Linked DNA regions of Homo sapiens: region 1 is linked to region 2. A link is a loop called in an ENCODE intact Hi-C map of the cell type or tissue named here. Cell type or tissue: gastrocnemius medialis. All regions are shown on one strand. Each heading gives the region's core, and the rest is flanking DNA. Links, peaks and the distances in the headings are about the cores only.

The links. Hi-C counts contacts between places; a loop is a spot of excess contacts. Peaks named below come from ENCODE experiments on the same cell type or tissue, not always from the same donor. Only the 100,000 strongest peaks of a DNase experiment are listed, where the experiment ranks them.
Region 1: it touches region 2 in a loop (3-fold over the local background); 7 of 110 quality-filtered maps call a loop at or near these places.

The regions. Positions count from the first base shown.
Region 1 is chr15:93,102,237-93,111,903 of GRCh38, reverse strand. It overlaps LOC101927025 (a long non-coding RNA gene), which reads right to left. Exons shown (of 5, transcript XR_007064769.1): 2 at 5,604-5,699; 3 at 4,387-4,531. Among named protein-coding and RNA genes, the nearest start is that of RGMA, 18 kb to the right of the region's middle. RefSeq lists a silencer at 6,050-6,344 and an enhancer at 5,752-6,461. In gastrocnemius medialis, for the core only: no CTCF peak of the experiment used is centred there; no DNase peak of the experiment used is centred there.
Region 2 is chr15:93,153,803-93,163,469 of GRCh38, reverse strand. All of the region lies in intron 4 of LOC101927025 (a long non-coding RNA gene), which reads right to left. Among named protein-coding and RNA genes, the nearest start is that of RGMA, 69 kb to the right of the region's middle. In gastrocnemius medialis, for the core only: no CTCF peak of the experiment used is centred there; DNase peaks (open chromatin) are centred at 3,315 and 5,179; H3K27ac peaks cover 956 bases.

The sequences.
Region 1 (9,667 bases), core at 777-8,776, 51 kb after region 2:
TTATCACCTCTGTAGGTTCGTGTATCCATCATCACAGTCAACTATTGTTCAACAATTCCAACCCACACGGCTCTCTCCTGTTATAATCACACAAACTTCCCTGCACCCTGACCCTCAAGCCAAATCCCTGGCAACTACTAATCTGGTCTCCATTTGCAAAATGTTGTCATTTCAAGAATGCTATATAAATGGAATCGTACGATTATATACACCTTTTGGGTTTGGCTTGCCATACTCGACATTTTTTCTTGGAGAGTCATCTAATCTGTTGCAAGTACCAATACTCCACTCCCTGTTGCTGAGTAGCATTCCAGGGTATAGATGTAGCACAGTTTGTTTAACTATTCACCTGTCGAAGGACCTCTGAGCCAGTGAAGGACAGATTTTGGCTATTATGAATAAAGCTGCTGTAGACATCTGTGTACAGGTTTTTCTGTGAACATAGTTTTTCTTTCTCAGGGGGTAAATGCTCAGGAATGCAATTGTTGTGTGGTAGTTACTTGTTTAGTTTTTACAGAAACTGTCAAACTGTTTTGCAAAGTGACTGTACCTGGGGGTGGGCACAGTGGCTCACGCTTGTAATCCCAGCACTTTAGGAAGCCGAGGCAGGAGGATCACTTGAGGTCAGGAGTTTGAGATCAGCCTGGCCAACATGATGAAACCCTGTCTCTACTAAAAATACAAACATTAGATGGGCGTGGTAGCAAGTGCCTGTAGTCTCAGCTACTCGGGAGGCTCAGGTACGAGAATCGCTTGAACCTGGGAGGCAGAGGTTGCAGTGAGCCGAGATAGTGCCACTGCACTCCAGCCTGGATGACAGAGTAAGACTCCATCTCAAAAATAAAAAAAAGAACCACCCACCAAAGTGACTGTACCTTTTCTCATTCCCAACAGCAATGTATGAGTAATGTGTTTTCTCCACATCCTTGCCAGAATTTGGTGTTGCTGCTATTTCTTATTTTAGCCATTCCTTTAGGTAAGTAGTGGTATCTTGTGATTTTGATTTGCATTTCCCTTATGACTGCTGGTGCTGCGTATCTTCTTAGGGGAGAGGTGTTATGCATGGGAATGGTATGGCACATGGGAGCGTCAGAAGGGTCAAGTGAAGGTGGTTTGAGCCCCTGACAATGGCCACGGAAGGCCTGAGCCAGGCTATGACAGGGAAGGGCCAGAGAGTGGGGGTGTGGGGTTCCAGAGATGCTTTAGGAAGTTGCCAAATGTGGTGACTAAGGAGACAGGAAGAAGCATTGCTGAGGAAGAGGGAGGCATCCAAAGTAACTTCCCAGCTCTAACTCAGAGAAAGAAGTCTAGAAATGTTGATTTTTACCTGTGAGACATCCATGTAGCCCACAGGCATCTGGACACAAGCGTTCAACACAGCGATTGCATCTGGGCTGAATGTATGGATTTGGAAGCTCAGAAGTTTCCCTCACATAAGGTAGAGGGAGAAGTCTGATTGTTTAAACTTCTAGTCTATTGGTTCTCACATGTAGGCCACGGACCGGGGAGTCTAGAGACCATCCCCCCCACCCTCCAGCTCCCACACGCACACCATTTTCCATAGCACATGAAACACCTTGCACACCTAAGCGCGCTTTTTCAGTTGTATGTATGTAAATTGTTATGACTTCACGAATCTATTTTCTAAATTTTTAATTTTAGGTTTTCTTTTTTTTACGACTACTTTTCAATCAGATCATAAAAGTGCTAAAACCAGTGTGAAAGCGTGCAAAATGTCGACTCCTTTAGAAGTGGCCGTGACTTCCTGCTAGTTGGTCTTCCCAGGGACAGGGGGTCTGGGGGCTCTGAAGTGTCGGCTCTCGGATCCCTCGGTATTATTTTACAGAAACCACCTCCCGTCCGCTGTCCTTCGGGAAGAGTCCCTGCCCTTCCTGCCCAGCCCGACCCCCTCCCCGGGCGTCCCCACCAGTTCCTCCTCCAGCGACAGGTGGCTGCAAGCCTTGCCTTTGAACTCGAGAATCCCTCTCCCCAGCCCACAGCCTCGCAGCAACTCACAGGCCAGAGGGTCGACCCCTCTGGGCTGTGACTGGAGCCCTCCGGGGTGAAGGCACTGCTGGGCCCCCGACCCCCAACCCCGGGTCCGCCGTGCGCTCTGCGGGGGAGCTGCCGGGCGCCCCTTGTCCAGTGCTTGCAGCTCAGCTGCGGAGTTTTGTTGGCAACCGTTAAGAAGATTCGTAAGTTACATTTCCCAAGCCCTTCCCCTCTCCAGGAGCACAACACCCGCATCCCCAGCATCATGAAAACAAGCGCGGCCACCGCGATGTGCGACACGTGGGGCCTGGAATCTCACTGCAGACCGCGCTGCAAACGCTCAGCCGCGCCTTTGAATAAGTTAGACGGCCTGCGGGGGCGTCCGACCAGATAACACAAGGAATGCGGATGCCACCCTTGCCTCTGGTAGGTATTTCATCAGGTTGCTGCTTAAATATAATTCCAAACAAATTGAGGTTGTCCTTTGGAGGCGGGGAGGGAGGACGGGAGGCAGGAAAAAGAGAAAGCTGACTTGGCCTCTTCTATTACCCGAATTGCAATCGCTGATCCTTTGTGACATAAAAGTCATAGGTCAAATCCAAGATCTTACTGCAAATCGGCGGGGATTTTTCTCCCAGGAATATGAGACTGGCCTCTTATCTCCTGATAATACCTCTAGAGTCTCCAGCCCTGAGAATTAGCGAGAATGATGACACAGGGAAGAGACAACGGGGAGCCATCACCCGCCATCGCTCTGCATCCATTTAATTGATTCTGTATGTTTTTCAGTTCAGGGTTCCCAGAGCTCCCTACCATGCATTTTTTTTAACCCCAGGGAACATAGTGAAACTTCTTTTTACTTGTATTTATCTTTTTGCTTTATTTTTGAGTTCCCTAAATTAAAAAACCAATGTCTAGACTCTGATTATTTAACTTTGGCGGCATACATTGGCCCCTTGAATAATTTCCCTGGAGACCCACTGATTTTTAAAATGAATATAATCGGAGGAAGCCAGGAAGGAGGGAGGAAGAGGGGGTGAACCGGTAGTTGCGGGGGTATTTTTTTTTCTTTTTGAACTTATATTTTAGAATCAGAAGTTACATGTGCAGGTTCGTTACAGAGATATTTTGTGTGATGCTGAGGTTTGGGGTATGAATGATCCCATCACCCAGGTTCCTATAGTACCCAATAGGTAGTTTTTCAACCCTTGCCTCCCTCCGTCCCTTCCCTATCTAGTAGTCTACAGTGTCTTTTGGTCCCAACTTTCTGTCCTTGTGTACCCAATATTTAGCTCCCATTTATAACTGAGAACGTGTGGTATTTGGTTTTCTGTTCCTGTGTTAGTTTGCTTAGGATAATGGCCTCCAGCTGCATCCATGTTGCTGCAAGGGACATGATTTTGTTTTTCGGTTTTTGGTGTTTTTTGAGACGGAGTCTCACTCTGTCGCCCAGGCTAGAGTGCAATGGCTCAATCTCAGCTCACGGCAACCTCTGCCTCCCTGGTTCAAGCGATTCTCCTGCCTCAGCCTCCCGAGGAGCTGGGATTACAGGCGCCTGCCACCACGCCCAGCTAATTTTGAATTTTTAGTAGAGACGGGGTTTCACCATGTTGGTCAGGCTGGTCTTGAACTCCTGACCTCAGGTGATCTGCCCACCTCGGCCTCCCAAAGTGCTGGGATTACAGGCACAAGCCACCACATCTGGCCCATGATTTTGTCTTTTTATGACTACTGTATTCCATGGTGTATATGTACCACATTGTCTTTATCTAATCCACCATTGATGGGCACCTATGTTGATTCCATGCTTTTGCAATTGTGAGGAGCACTACAGTGAACATACAGGTGCATGCGTTCATTTGGTAGAACGATTTATTTACCTGTGGATCTATACCCCATAATGGGATTGCTGGGTTGAATGGCAGCTCAACTCAGTTCTTTGAGAAATCTCCAAACTGCTCTCCACAAAGGCTACACTCATTTACACTCCCACCAACAGTGTATCAATGTCCCGTTCTCTCCACAGCCTTGACAACATCTGTTATTTTTTGGCTTTTTAGCAAAAGCCAATCAGACTGGCATAAGATGGTATCTCATTGTGGTTTTGATTTGCATTTCTCTGAAGATTAGAGATGAGCATTTTTTCATATGTTTGTTGGCTACCTGGATGTCTTCTGAGAAGTGTCTGTTCATGTCCTTTGCCTCCTTTTTAATGGGGTTGTTTTTTGCTTTTTAATTTGTTTACATCCTTACTTTTCCTCTTCAGCTTTCCCTCCAAACCTGCTCAGGCCCCTGGATCACAGGACCCTCCCCTGCACCAAGGCAGCTTCTCCTGTGGGCTGAATGGTGCCTCCTGTCCACAGTCCAGCCAGCCCCACCCGAGGGGACACCCACCTGAATCTGGCAGCACTGCCTCCTCGTTAGGGCAGTGCCACAGGAGTCCTGGTTCCTCCACAGCTCAGCTAAGGAAAGGGCCTTTCCAGCATTTGAAGTGAGTTCAGGCTTCACATCCTTTGAGGGCTTTATTCTTTGGGGCACACTGCAAAAGTCAATTTTCCATTAAAACAGGACATCACAGTTACATGAAAAGCAGTAGATCTAATGATCGGATGATTTCACAGATAACAGGGAAAAAACTGGAAAGACAAACATGCATTTGGAAGCTTTTTACTTTACCAGGAAAGGATATTTTTAGCTGGACACAGTGGCTCACGCCTGAAATCCCAGCACTTTGGGAGGCTGTGATGGGGAGATCACTTGAAATCAGGAGTTTGAGACCAGCCTGGCCAACGTGGTGAAACCCTGTCTCTTCTAAACATACAAAAAAATTAGCTAGGCGTGGTGGTGGGTGCCTGTAATCCCAGCTACTTGGGAGGCTGAGGAAGAAGAATCGCTTGTATCTGGGAGGCAAAGGTTGAGGTGAGCCAAGATTGTGCCACCGCATTCCAGCCTGGGTGACACAGTGTGAGACTCTTTCTCCAAAAAAAAAAAAAAAAAAAAAAAAGGATATTTTTACAACAACAACTTTCTACTATCACCATCATTTCTTTCTTTCTTTCTTTCTTTCTTTTTTCTTTTTTGAGACGGAGTCTCGCTCTGTCGCCCAGGCTGGAGTGCAGTGGCACGATCTCCGCTCACTGCAAGCTCTGCCTCCTGGGTTCATGCCATTCTCCTGCCTCAGCCTCCCGAGTAGCTGGGACTACAGGCACCCACCACCACGCCCAGATAATTTTTTGTATTTTTAGTAGAGATGGGGTTTCACCTGTTAGCCAGGATGCTCTGGATCTCCTGACCTCGTGATCCGCACGCCTCAGCCTCCCAAAGTGCTGGGATTACAGGTGTGAGCCACCGCGCCCGGCCTCATCATTTCTTTTCAGAAAGAATACTTGAACTCATGCACACAGTCGTGCTTGCTCGTGACTATGCATGCTTGTGTACGTATGCACACACAAAAAAAAACCCTCAGAGTAAAGTGTAAAGAACAGCCCTTTCATTGACAATGTAGAGCTTCCTGGAAAGCCGATCACTGTTTAAGAGCACTGGAGTGGGGGTACCAGTCCCCTCCCATAGCCGTATACGGGGACCTAGCTTGCATCCCCATCTTCTCTCACCAAAGATGCGTGTGTCTCAGACCCCAGTCTCCTGCTGTAAACTTCTCCAGTAAATGTACATAAGAAGGAATCAACTCCTCTGCAAGTCACACCTTCCTGAAAAACAAGAGCAGAAAAATTAAAGACTAACAACAAAAATATTGTTTTCGCTATTTGACCATTGTTAACCACCTCCTAAATATGGATTTCCATACTCAGTCTAAGTCCGAAGCTGTTGATTCTATCTTGGTGATGATAGAGGTTTGGCCCAAAGCTTGGCTGGCCCTGTGATGTGGCCTGCTCCAGTGTTAACTGTAGAAGGAAATGCTTTTGCTTATATCTTATGATGAGGCCTAAATCACTCCAGATGTCCTTCAAAGACCCAGGAAGGCATCTCCCCAACTAGTCTACAATGCTTTGGGTGCTCAATAAATACCCATGTAATTGGTTGGCTTTGGTCAGCTCTGAGCAGTTCTGCAGAATGGAGAAATCAACACTTTCATTCTGATAAAGGTGCTGATGCCTAAGTTGTTTGCCAAGCAGGAGATTCCCATTGATATTCAGAAGCAATTTGTAAGGGTTTGGAAGCCTTTGAGAGGGGTGCACCAGTGACTGGGATTGTATAAAGCCCGGCCTCTTAGTCACTGTTGACTTCTCTTCACACAGGTTCCTCACTCCCCAGCAGCCAATTTGTATTCTAATGGTGAGGAAGGAGAGGGCCTCTTGGGAGCTTAGAGTGCATGGCAAGAATCAATTTCCCTCATTCTTGCAAATGTTCTCCCACCTAAATGTGAGTCTCTGAGGATGAAAGAGGAAACCCATAACCAAGAATAACGCGCGAAGATGATGCGCTTATTTTAAAAAAAGAGTCAAGGAGAGGAACAAAAGAATTAAATACAATAAGTAGAAGAAAAATGTTCAACACCATTGGTAATTTTTTAAAACATGAATTGATACAACAAGATGACATTTTTAGTGCATCCGATTGGCAAAATAAAAAATGATAATAGTCCTTCTCCGAGGGCCTGGGGAACCTGGCACTCTCATGCCCCGTCAGAGGACATAAAAACAATCGCAGTTTCCCTAGAAGTCAGTTTTGCTTTATATATCAAATCTTAGAAGTAGACTATCCTTTAAATCAATTATTTCACATGTATAAATGTATTCTAGGAAATAATGAAGAATGTGCAAAGACGTCTCTATATAAGGATATTCACTAAATATTCAACAGCAGGAAGTTGTTTACATTGGTTATGGTATCTAAGTAATGGAATACTGTGAGCATATAGTAATTGTGTATTCGTTGAAGTGGAAAGAAGTTCAAAATACAGAGTTAAATTTTGAAAGGGTTACAAGCAGTAAAGTTACATATATTTTTTTAAATTAACTCCGTTCATTCAAAAAGTATTCCTAAGCAAACAGGATACATCAGAGATCAAGATAGGCAGTTCCCTGCTTTTATAAAGATTGCATTTATTGGGGCGATGGGGTCTGGGAATTGGGTAACAACAAATAAGTATATTAGTGAGAAAACTATAAAATTGTGTTAATGGCTGTGTAGAGAATTAAAGTAGGCTGACGTGATAGAGGTCACTCTAAGATTTTATACTGAAGTGTGGATTACTAAAAGCACAAAGTGTCGAGATTTCTCCAGGAAGGGAAAATAGTCGTCCAAGGTCCTGAGGCAGGAGAAAGATTTAAATGATATGTTTATATACAGCTGGACCACGTGGCTAAAGCAAAGTGGAAGAGGGGAAGAGTGGCAGATGCAGTCAGGGAGGGGAGGTCACATTGCATGGGGCTTGGTAAACCAGGGTAAGGAGCTGGGGTTTTATTCTGCATTGCTGCAGGAAGACACTACAGGTCTCAAACAGGAGACATATCTCATTAATGTTTCTAAATTTCACTCTTGCTCTTGTGTGAAAGGATGGATTTGAGAGCATAAGAATGAAGGCAGAGGGAACGGTCAGTCATCAGTCCAGAGAAGGCTCAAAGGTCACCTGGACCAGGGAAGGAGGTACAGGAGAGAAACAGATGCAGTCAGGATTTAATTTGGAGTTAGTACCAGCTGTTTTTGCTAATGGATTGAGGGCTCCTCAAATTCCCTCCTCTTTCCTCCTTTTGCCTTCAAATTCCAGTTCTTCCCTACAAAGATCCATCTATAATTCCTGCCTTTGGGTTCTCTGAGATGACCTGGACCTCAAATTAAATCTCCCTTTTCTCAAGCTAACTCAAGCTGGTTTTCATTTCTTGCAACCATGACTAAGGTATCAAGCACCTGTTGTGTTACAATCCTCCCAATTGCTATTTAAGGAAGGCACAGCAGTTGAAGCAAGCCATGGTCAGAGAGATGAGGCAGCTTATCCAGTTTAAAATGACAGAGCAAGGATTCGAACCCACGTCTTCAGGGTCCAGAGCCAGCACTTCCTCTTCTATGCCATGCTAGATCAATGAGATGCACCCAGCTTCTAGTTGTCTACCAAATATTGCTAGTTGTCCACAAAATCTAAGCTCCCTTGTTTCCTAACAGTAAAACAATGGCTGCCCAAGTGCATTAATTTCCCAGCCTCCCTTTCAGCTAGATGGGCACATATGACTTAACAGGAGAGGAAGTAAGGATGCAAGAAGAGCCCTGTTTCCTCCACACCCTTTACCTTTCCTACAGGCTACAGCCCAGGCTTGGCAGTAACACAGCTTAAATTATGCAGATCACAATAATTGTGGATTATTGTGGAACAATGACTAATAAGGAACATGAATCCCTGAATGACCACATGGAGCTGAATCTCCCACCAGTCTCAAAAGCTCACCCTGGACTGTTGCAATTGAAATTACTGGACTGTTATATGAGAAATACATAAACTTTAGTCAGGTTATTATTGGGTCTCTTTGTTGTAGCAGTCCAGCTTTACCCTAACTGATATATAACCTCAACATGATCTGCATATTTAAAAATACTAGTGGCCACTTTTGTTAAAAAATAATTGAGCTTCTCAAGCAAATCCTCCAGACATTGGGTAGATCCTTGAGTATCCCCATTCCCACATTCATGGCTGAATTTGTCTAATCTGTAGAATAGACTCAATGCCTGGGTACTCTCTTAGGAGAACCTTTAAAACCTGTTGTTGGTTGGAAACTCAACAACAAGACCTCCATGCATGAGTTATGAGAATTTATTTATATCAGCCAGTGAGATCTCTTCCAAAGGGCTCGAACTTTGGTGACCACCCTAAGATCCCTGGCAGCAGGTATGACATAGTCACTTCCTGGAATCTCATCTGAGTGCTCTAGGAAATCCACTGTCTCCCTGAGCTTCCCGGTGATTCACAAGGTGGGCAGAGCCCACCAGAAGAACAATGCACCGGCAGAGCTTGTCTATGGACAGTGGGTGCATTGACTGGAGGTGACAGTACCACATTCATACTCCACTAGCTTTGGCAGTGCTGCAGAAAGTGGGGTACAAGCTTGCTCCCCATAGTGTTTCTCCATCAAGCCTAGCAGGAGAGGTGAGGAGACAGTAAGGAAAATGAGCCACATGCCTAGTGGAAAATGCACTGGTTTTGGATTCAGGTGGACATGGATTCTAATCCTGACCCTACCACTTGTTCATCCATTCACTTAGCTTTTGGAACCTCAGTTTCCTAGAAAATGGGAATACTCCTACCCACCTCATACAGTGGTCATGAGGACTGAGACAGAGTCTACGATATATATAGAAAGAGTTTGCAGGGAAGGAGCGCAGTCAATAATAGCAAAACAAATTCCAAACTGATCCAGCCTTGATATAAAGAAGTTGGTAAGCCTTGCCCTCCCTGCCAAGCCACCATGAAGGGAGCACGTGAGCCGGCTGGCCCCAAGGTCTCTCAGTTGTCAAGGACAGGCTTCTGTGGGTGCTGTTATGGGGCTGGGAGATGTGCTCGCTGACCACATCCCAGCTGTTCTCCTGCCACTGTGGTTACCCAAACCCTGCAACTATGTTCATGTATAAACCAGTCAGCAAATCACACAGTCAAAGCCTCACGGAAAAGTCCGCTTTCTGGTCACCCTTTTCTCTCGTCCAAATTCATGAAACAACCATGAAAAAT
Region 2 (9,667 bases), core at 1,009-9,008:
GTTGTTTGGGATGGCTCAGCAATACAGTCTGTTGATGCTGGGCCAGTGAAGGAGGATAGGCTAAAGGCCAGTCTTAGGCCACTGTGAAGGGTTTTGATTTCACTGTATGTGCAAAGGAAAGGTTCAAGGACAAGAGTTTTATCACCTGTTTGCCTTTTTAAAAATTATTAAAGGTCGGCCCGGCGAGGTGGCTCACACCTATAATCCCAGCACTTCCGGAGGCCGAGGCGGGCAGATCACGAGGTCAGGAGATTGAGACCATCCTGGCTAACACAGTGAAACCCCGTCTCGGTCAGGAGATCGAGACCACCCTGGCTAACACAGTGAAACCCTGTCTCTACTAAAAATACAAAAAAAAAAAAAAAGAAATTAGCCGGGCATGGTGGCGGGCGCCTGTAGTCCCAGCTACTCAGGAGGCAGAGGCAGGAGAATGGCGTGAACCCAGGAAACGGAGCTTCCAGTGAGCCGAGATCGCACCACTGCACTCCAGCCTGGGTGACAAAGCGAGATTCCGTCTCAAAGAAAGAAAAAAAAATTAAAGGTCATATGTTAATTAATAGTTTCATTTTTAGGAGAGACATTAATTGATTGACACATGTTCAAAGGCAATGTCCAGAATGTGAAATTGAAGAAGGACTTCATGAATTTTACAAGTATAATCAAAGACCACCAACAATTTTTACTTTTTCCTTCAAAAGCTAAGTGTAGTGTAGCGCCCCCCGTAGTCTAAGCTGGAGAAGAATACTAACTGCCTGTTTTTCCTTCTGTGTCAGCGAGCCCTATCTGTACTCCCCAGTTTCACCCTCCCTGAGGCTCAGCGAGTTCCTGCTTCACCCCCCTAGCTCAGCTGCAAAGTTACAAGGTTGATACAGAAACATGGTTTCCCAGGGATGTGGAACATACAGTATAGATAAATGTAAAAGACTCATCAACTGCCTTCGTTCTCGATTCTGTAAGTACACTTCCTGCATCATGTAGCTCCCGGCCACCGACTACTTAAAAGGTGGCTGCTTTCTTTGTCCGGGGCTCAGACTTTCCTGGATGCTGGTCCTACTGAGCCAGGTGATCACCTTTTAATAAAGACCTTTCCTGAACTCACTCTGTTCGGTCTCTCCTGTCTTTGATTGTCCCGCAACAAAATAACTGTGAACTAGACACCCAAGAAAGAAGAGACAGCTGAGTGTGTCTGGTGGGGAGGGGGCTGTGATGGTAAGATGACTTCAGACGTGGAGGTGCCCATGAAACAGCCACATGGAGATGCCCAGCAGGCCTTTAGCAAAGTGGTCCGAACTTTGGAACAGAGGAGTTGAGCTGAAAGCCCAGCCCTGGGGGTGATAACCAAGGAGAGAAGCATTGGCCACCACAGGATTAAGTTTAATCGCCCCTAAAACCATGTGCTAAATAAGAAGAAAGGAAAAAAACAGGTTAAAGATAGAACCCTCAGGAAAGTCCATGTTTTAGTGGCAAATAGAGACAAAATGCCAAGAAAGGATACTGAGAAAGAACAAACAGGAGATAAAGGAAGAGAGTGTTGTCAAAACAAAATAGCCACTGAGGACAAGGCCCCATGCTAAGACCTTTACAACACACACCATCTCATTCAATCCTCACAATAGACCAAGAGCTCATGCCTGGAATCCCAGCACTTTGGGAGGCTGAGTTAGGCAGATCGCTTGAGCCCAGGAGTTTGAGACCACCTTTGGCAAAATACCAAAACCCCATCTCTACAAGAAAATACAAAAATAAGACAGGCGTGGTGGCACGTGCCTATAGTCCCAGCTACTAGGGAGACTGAGGCTGGAGGATCTCTTGAGCATGGGAGGTCCAAGCTGCAGTGAACCAAGATGGTGCCACTGCACTCCAGCCTGGGCAACAGAGGGAGACCCTGTCTCAAAAATCATCATCATCATCCCCGCAACAACTCTGACAGCAAGGTAGTATTTTGGTCCCCCAATTTATCCTTCAGGAAACCACAGAAAAGAAAGGTTAGGTTACTTGTCCACAAATACACAGCTAGTAAGAGGTCAAACTAGAATTTGAAACCAAGTTGTCTGACTACAAAGACTACACGTTAACCTCCTGTTGGATTAAAGAAAAATAAGAACTAAAAATTGTGCCTTGAATCTAGCATTCATAACAAAATGCTTGGAAAAAGCCAGGTTTCGGCTCACACAGTTGAGTTGGGGGCTGTGACTCCCGCCCCCGGCAAGCATGGCGCAGGACTCAGAAGGACAGCAGGCTCCATCCATCTCCATCAGCGATTCACAGCCTCCTGCCGTCCCCAGCACAAGCGTGAAGACGGAAAATTTCTCATTATGGATTACATTATCTTCTCAATAAAGCAAAAATTGCCCCCCAATATAGATCTTCCCAGACAAGTGAGTAAATGGACGAACTAAGAAAACATGTGTCCAGTCTATTATACAGAGCAAATGAATTTGATTTTAAAATGTGGAAAGCAAAAAATTGATTGTATCACTGACATTGGTCGTTTCTCGCTCTTACCCTTAACAATCTGGTCATCCACACGACACAGTAATTCCTACACTCTCAGGAAGAGTTTTCTGACAGGCAGCAAGAGATGAGCTCTAACTCCACCCCACAAAAGAAAACCAAGCTTGAAATAACTGAGCCAAGCCATCCCACAAGAACAGTTTCCTGCCATTTGAATGAAACTCTCCTTATAGAGAATAGATGATGTTCGTTGTTTGTCCTGGACTTCGAGGGATACTTAGCTTTGCCAGTCTCCTCCAGCAGAGGAAAAATCCAGTTATGGTGAAAATCAAAACAACGATAGCCCTCCTGAGGTTGTGGTGATGGGGATTAAGAGACTGGAGAGGCCGGGTACAGTGGCTCACGCCTGTAATCCCAGCACTGCGGGAGGCCGATGCGGGTGCATCACGAGGTCAGGAGTTCAAAACCAGCCTGGCCAAGATGGTGAAACCCCGTCTCTACCAAAAATACAAAAATTAGCTGGGCACGGTGGCGGGCGCCTGTAATCCCAGTTACTCGGAAGGCTGAGGCAGGAGAATCGCTTGAACCCGGGAGGTGGAGGCTGCAGTGAGCTGAGATCACGCCACTGCACTCTAGCCTGGGTGACAGAGCAAGACTCCATCTCAAAAAGAAAAAAAAGAAAAAAAAAAAGACTGGAGAACAGCCAGGGAGGCAGGAATGGAACCTCCTCTTTTCATGGCTGTCCTCAACACTGCAGCCCTTGCCTCACTTTGCAGCCAGCTGTGGGGAGCTGGGGAAGGCTGGTCCCACCTAGGGGTTGGGATATGGAGAGGAGCCCACTGGCCCTCGGGGACTCCAGCTTTAGAGGGCTCAGCTGTATACACAGAACTCTGCATTGATTGAATGCCCAGGGGGCTTTGGTGGAGGCCTTTACAAGTATGTGCCTCGGAGGGAAGAAACCGGACACTGGGAGTGAACCACCAACTCTGCTGCGGGTGAGGGTCAGGAAAGGCCACTGAAGCCGTGACACTGAGCTGAGTCTTGACAGATAAGTGTCCCCAAGCAGATCAAGGGGACCAGGCCACATTTAGGCAGAGGGAGGCGTGGAACAAAGCCTGAATGTGGCAAACACTCGGAAACACTAGTCAGTGGTCACTCGCCAACCTCAGCATGCAGCCAAGTCACCCGTGGAACCTGATTCAAATGAAAGGGCTGGTTCTCCAGCCCAACCAAGAAAAAAATTCCAGTTCCCTAGGTCTGGAGAGGGGTTTGGGAGTATGCATGTTTAACTACCATCCCAGGTAATGTTTATGCAGGTGGTCCCCAGAAGGAGCTGAGGAACATCACTTACTGGATGTACGGGCTGGCTCCCAAAGGAAGAAGGCGGAGGCATGAAATAAGCAAAGAGAGATAAACAGGACCTTTTATTCCTGGAGGCTGAGAGAACAGGGGACAGACTGCCTTTTAGAAAGACCACTCTGAACAGTGGCAGCCTCTCCCACCAAAATATCAGCCCTTGGGGGTCTGTTTTTGCTGCCACTGTCTTGCTACCTGAGTGTTCAGCACATAGTGGGTACACAGAAATTATTTCTGGAATGAATGAATGAGTGAGTGAATGGATGTTCTTTGTTTTGGTTTTTTTTTTTTTTGAGACGGAGTCTCGCTCTGTTGCCCAGGCTGGAGTGCAGTGGCGCGATCTCGGCTCACTGCAAGCTCTGCCTCCCGGGTTCGCGCCATTCTCTTGCCTCAGCCTCCCGAGTAGCTGGGACTACAGGTGCCCGCCACCACGCCCGGTAATTTCTTGTATTTTTTTAGTAGAGATGTGGTTTCATCATGTTAGCCAGGGTGGTCTTGATCTCCTGACCTCGTGATCCAGCCGCCTCAGCCTCTCAAAGTGCTGGGATTACAGGCGTGAGCAACCGCGCCCGGCCAAGTGAGTGAATGGATGAATAAATCAGTGAATAGTGGCAGGATAGAGGATGGAAGAAGGGTGGGGGGCTCTTACTGCAGCCCTGAGTGTAGGTAAGGACCTTTCTACGCCAGGGGAATGGGGCTAGAAAGAAGAGGCAGAATTTGCCATCATCTGGTATATTCGAGGCCATACAGGCCTCACAGTGCTTCTTGGAGGTGTTTCTGTATTTCTGACATGTTCAGAAATGTCTACAAGACTAAAGCAGTCGTGAGATATAATCAGGATTGAAATGTATTCCAAAGCTTGTCCCCCGCCCTGCCCCAGCCCTGGGAAATATTATTCTTCAAGCACAGACAGCTGGGCAGTGGGATGCGGACTCCGCATTCTCCAGACCAGAACACACCCAGGCCAGGTGGACACATTTGCGGCTCCTTCCAGCCAGAGGTTTCATTCTGGGTTTGGCAGTCATTTTGGGGTTTCTGTGTCCTAGAGATGTTGAACTCTGTACTTAATCTAGGTTTAATAGGCAGCTATTATGTTAAATAGAGACCAGCTGAACTGATTATTTAAGACATAGTTATGGTCATTTAACAACTATGTGGTTTGACTGCTACATCTCAAGAAAGGTTTTCCAGCCCCTGGCTATGATTACCATTTTGGTAACTGTCCTCACCTAGCCGCTGCTTGCCTGAGGGCCCGGAAGCTCCCCACTCTGCCTCTTTCCCTGGTCCCCTGACTGGTCTCTTTGCCGAGTGTCGGAGCGTCCATGGAGGTCAGGGAACTGGAGCTGAGGCTACGCATGGCTGTGCAGGAGGGCGTGGCCCTGCAGGCAGGGTGCCTGCCAAGCACCTGTCCACAAGGCTCTGGATTTGTCTCTCAATGGGAGCCTGGCTTTGCTGGAGAGCTCAGAAGCCACAGCTGAGCCCAGGAGGGGACGAAGTCACTTGGAACCCCTCTAGAAGAAAAGAGTCTGTGTGTAAGAAAGAAACTGGAAGAAAACTATAGGGGTACAAATTCGCTAGAAGTTTCCCTAGTGCAAGGTTACTTAAAGGAACATTGGACCAGTGCTGCTGCGACCTGTTCTAACTGGCCCACAAATTGAGGATAAGAATTCAGGAACTTGCATAGCACTTTCAAATTGCCACAGTACCTAAGCATCCCATCAACGTGCCCAGCTCATTGAACAGGGTGTAGACCAGTTTGCGCATTGAACTCCCAGCAGAGGCCCTCCTAGCTGCAACTAGTCATGTGTGAGGACCATAGAACTGTCCACCAAGGACTGGAAGTGTTAAAGCTGGTCTTCGAGCTCAGATGCTTTAAGAACCACGGCTTGGGTCGGGGGAGGGGGGAGGGATAGAATTAGGAGAAATACCTAATGTAAATGACGAGCGAATGGGTGCAGCACACCAACATGGTACATGTATACATATGTAACAAACCTGCACGTTGTGCACATGTACTCTAGAACTTAAAGTATAAAAAAAAAAAAAAAAAAAACACCACGGCTTGAGTGCAGGATCTCTCACCTCATTTGTTTCCCCACCCGGCCTGTGCCCTTTGAGCACATAGCAGGACTTTTTAAATCTTCCTTATGTACGTTTAGAAATGCTTATAATGGGCCGGGCGCGGTGGCTCATGCCTGTAATCCCAGCACTTTGGGAGGCCAAGGTGGGTAGATCACGATCGGGAGATAGAGACCATCCTGGCTAACACGGTGAAACCCTGTCTCTACTAAAAATACAAAAAATTGGCCGGATGTGGTGGCGGGCCCCTGTAGTCCCAGCTACTCAGGAGGCTGAGGCAGGAGAATGGCGTGAACCCAGAAGGCGGAGCTTGCAGTGAGCCGAGATCGCACCATTGCACTCCAGCCTGGGCGACAGAGCAAGACTCTGTCTCAAAAAAAAAAAAAAAGAAATGCTTATAATCGGCCAGGCACAGTGGCTCACACCTGTAATGCCAGCACTTTGGGAGGCTGAGGTGGGCAGAGCAACTGAGGTCAGGAGTTCAAGACCAGCCTGGCCAACATTGTGAAACCCCATCTCTACTAAAAATACAAAATCTCTACTAAAAATACGAAAAATACAAGCACTGATCTGAAGCACTTGTACTTTTATATTAAATCACTTAGACCTATGAGGTGGATATACTTCTAATCCCATTGTGCAGATGATAAAACCAAAACAGAGAAAAGTTAAGTAACTTGCCTAAGTCAATATAACTAGCTGGTAAATGGTGGGTCTAGGGTGCAAACCTAGCTAGTCCGGCTCCAGAGTTTGCCCAGAGTCAGTTGGTCACACTCTGTACTTCTCAACATCCTATTTGTGCCACAATGCCTTTCTTTATTGTTCAAGCCTGCTCTAAATGAATGTTCTTTACTTGCAGCCCAAAACATTCTAATTAATATGTGGTATCAATAAATATTCATAATTTGCCCTCTCATTCCCTATTATCTGTTTTATCTACTTTCTCTCACTAAAAGATCGTATCATTTTCTTTTTTAGATCTTGAGTCCATAATCAGTCCTGTCTAGATGCTTTGTGTGCCCATCCAGAGCAGTTGTTCTCAACAAGGGCAGAAACTCATAACAAGGGACATACTAGAAATGTGGGAGTTTTTTCATTGTCATAATGATGAAAGAAGGTGTATTAGACCATTCCTGCATTGCTATAAAGAAATACCTAAGACTAGCCAGGCGCGGTGGCTCACGCCTGTAATCCCAGCACTTTGGGAGGCCGAGGAGGGCGGATCACGAGGTCAGGAGATTGAGACCATCCTGGCTAACATAGTGAAACCCCGTCTCTACTAAAAATACAAAAAAAATTAGCCAGGCATGGTGGTGGGCGCCTGTAGTCCCAGCTACTCGAGAGGCTGAGACAGGAGGATTGCGTGAACCTGGGAAACGGAGCTTGCAGTGAGCCGAGATTGCGCCACTGCACTCCAGCCTGGGAGACAGAGCGAGACTCCGTCTCAAAAAAAAAAAAAAAAAAGAAATACCTAAGACTAGGTAATTTATAGAGAAAAGAATTTTAATTGGCTCATGGTTCTGCAGGCTGTACAGGAATCATATTAGCTTCTGCTTCTGGGGAGACTTCAGGAAGCTTCCAGTCATGGTGGAAGGCAAAGGGGGAGCTTTCTTCTCACATGGCTGGAGCAGGAGCAAGAGAGAGAGATGGGGGAGACGCCACACCCTTCTAAACGACCAGATTCCGTGAGAACTCACTCACTGTTGCGGAGAATAGCACAGAGGAGATGGTGCTAAGCCATTCATGAGAAATCCACCCTCATGGTCCAATCACCTCCCACCAGGCCCCACCTACAACACTGGGGATGACAACTGAACATGAGGTTTGGATGGGGACACAGATCCAAACCATATCAGGGCCACAGGGCTAATGGCATTTAGCGGCCAGGAGACAGAGATGTCACATGTCTTCATGGACAAACTGTTCTGCACAACTTTCAAGTGTACTTACAGACATGACACGGGTTAAAAATAATTGCTTATAGGCCAGGTGTGGTGGCTCATGCCTGTAATCCCAGCACTCCAGGAGGCCAAGGCAAGCAGATCATCTGAGGTCAGAAGTTCGAGACCAGCCTGGCCAACATGGTGAAACCTCATCTCTACTAAAAATACAAAAAATTAGCTGGGTGTAAGCAGCAGAAATTAATTTTTCACAACTCTAGAGGCTGGGAAGTCCAAGATCAAGGCACCGGCAAACTCAGTGTCTTGTGGGGTTTAGGGTCAGCTTTCTGGTTCATAGATGGTGTCTTCTTGCTGCATCCTCATGTAGTAGAAGGGGTAAGGCAGCTCCCTGGAGCCTCTTTCATAAGGCACTAATCTCATTCATGACGGCTATTGCCCTTGTGACCTAATCACCTTCCAAAGGCCCCACTGCCTAATACCATTACTTTGGGGATTAGTTTCAACATGTGAATTTGGGGGAGATGCAAGCATTCAGTCCACAGCTGTCTTTCTCCTTGTAGGCACATCTTGGTCACCTTTATATCCCCAGCCCCTCGAATGTGGCCTGGCTCACCAGTGTTTATAGAATGATTTGCTCCCTCAGGAAGACACATAATTTGAAGATGCTCCACCTACATGGCTTTCCTATTCTGTACATTAACAATGTATGACTTCTTTGTTTATCCAGGATGTCGTATATTCCTTCCCTAGAAGTAGCTTCAGCTTGGGAATTATGAGTCAGCTGTGCCTTTATAAAACAACCCAGGAAACCCGGACAGTAGAAGGAGTGATGAGAAACTGCAGGGAGGAGGCAACACTCTTCGTAGCCTACTCAGATTGGTTCCTTAGAGATTTTCTGACATAGGACTGGAAGTTTTGTGTGACTGTGAGCTTTTCCACTTAGGGACTACGCATTGCTGTTTCCTGTAGGACTTTGCTTATTGGAATTTCAGGATTCACTCGGAATACACAGAAAGCAGATTCTTCCTTTTGTGCACACACCACCACGAGAATCCTTCTTGGAGCTCGGCTGGGAGAACCCCCTGGTTTCCAGTGTGGCCCAGCCCTGTGACCGGTGTGTCAAGTGCCCCCGCTCCATAAGGCCGACTTTATACCCTTGGAGGAAGCTGGAATATCTCTAAGAATTAAAATAAAAAAACCTGGAGCGAATGACAGAGGGAAAGGGGCAGATCTGAATATGTCTGCTTCCAAAACAGAGGGCACAAGGAGGAGATGACTTCCTCCTGAGCTCTTTAAATTATATTTTACAGTCAGAAATTCATTTTTAATCCTGACTCAGTGCATAAACACACATATTGTGATGGTCAGTTTTATGTGTCAACATGGCTGGGCTACTGCCCAGCCATTTGGTCAAACACTACGCTGGGTGTAGCTGGGAAGGTATTCTGGAGATGTGATATAAAGTCTATAGTGAGTTGACTTTCAGTAAAGAAGATTATCCTAGATAATATGGGCAGGCCTGGTGGAATCAGTTGAAAGGTCTTAAGAGCAGAATAGAGGCTTCCCTGAAATAGAAGAAATTCTCCCTGGGGATAGCATCAACTTGTGCTGGAAAGTTTCTGCTGCCCTTCCTTCCTGCCCTGTGGACTTTGGACTTGACTGGCCAATCCCAGAATAAGGCAAGCCAATTCCTTGCTGTAAATTTTTTTGGAGATGCACACATACATATTTTTTAAGATAGAAAGAGTTTTAGGCTGGGCATGCTGGCTCACACCTTTAATCCCAGTACTTTGGGAGGCCGACACAGGCGGATCACTTGAGGTCAGGAGTTCAAGACCAGCCTGGCCAACATGGTGAAACCCCATCTATACTAAAAA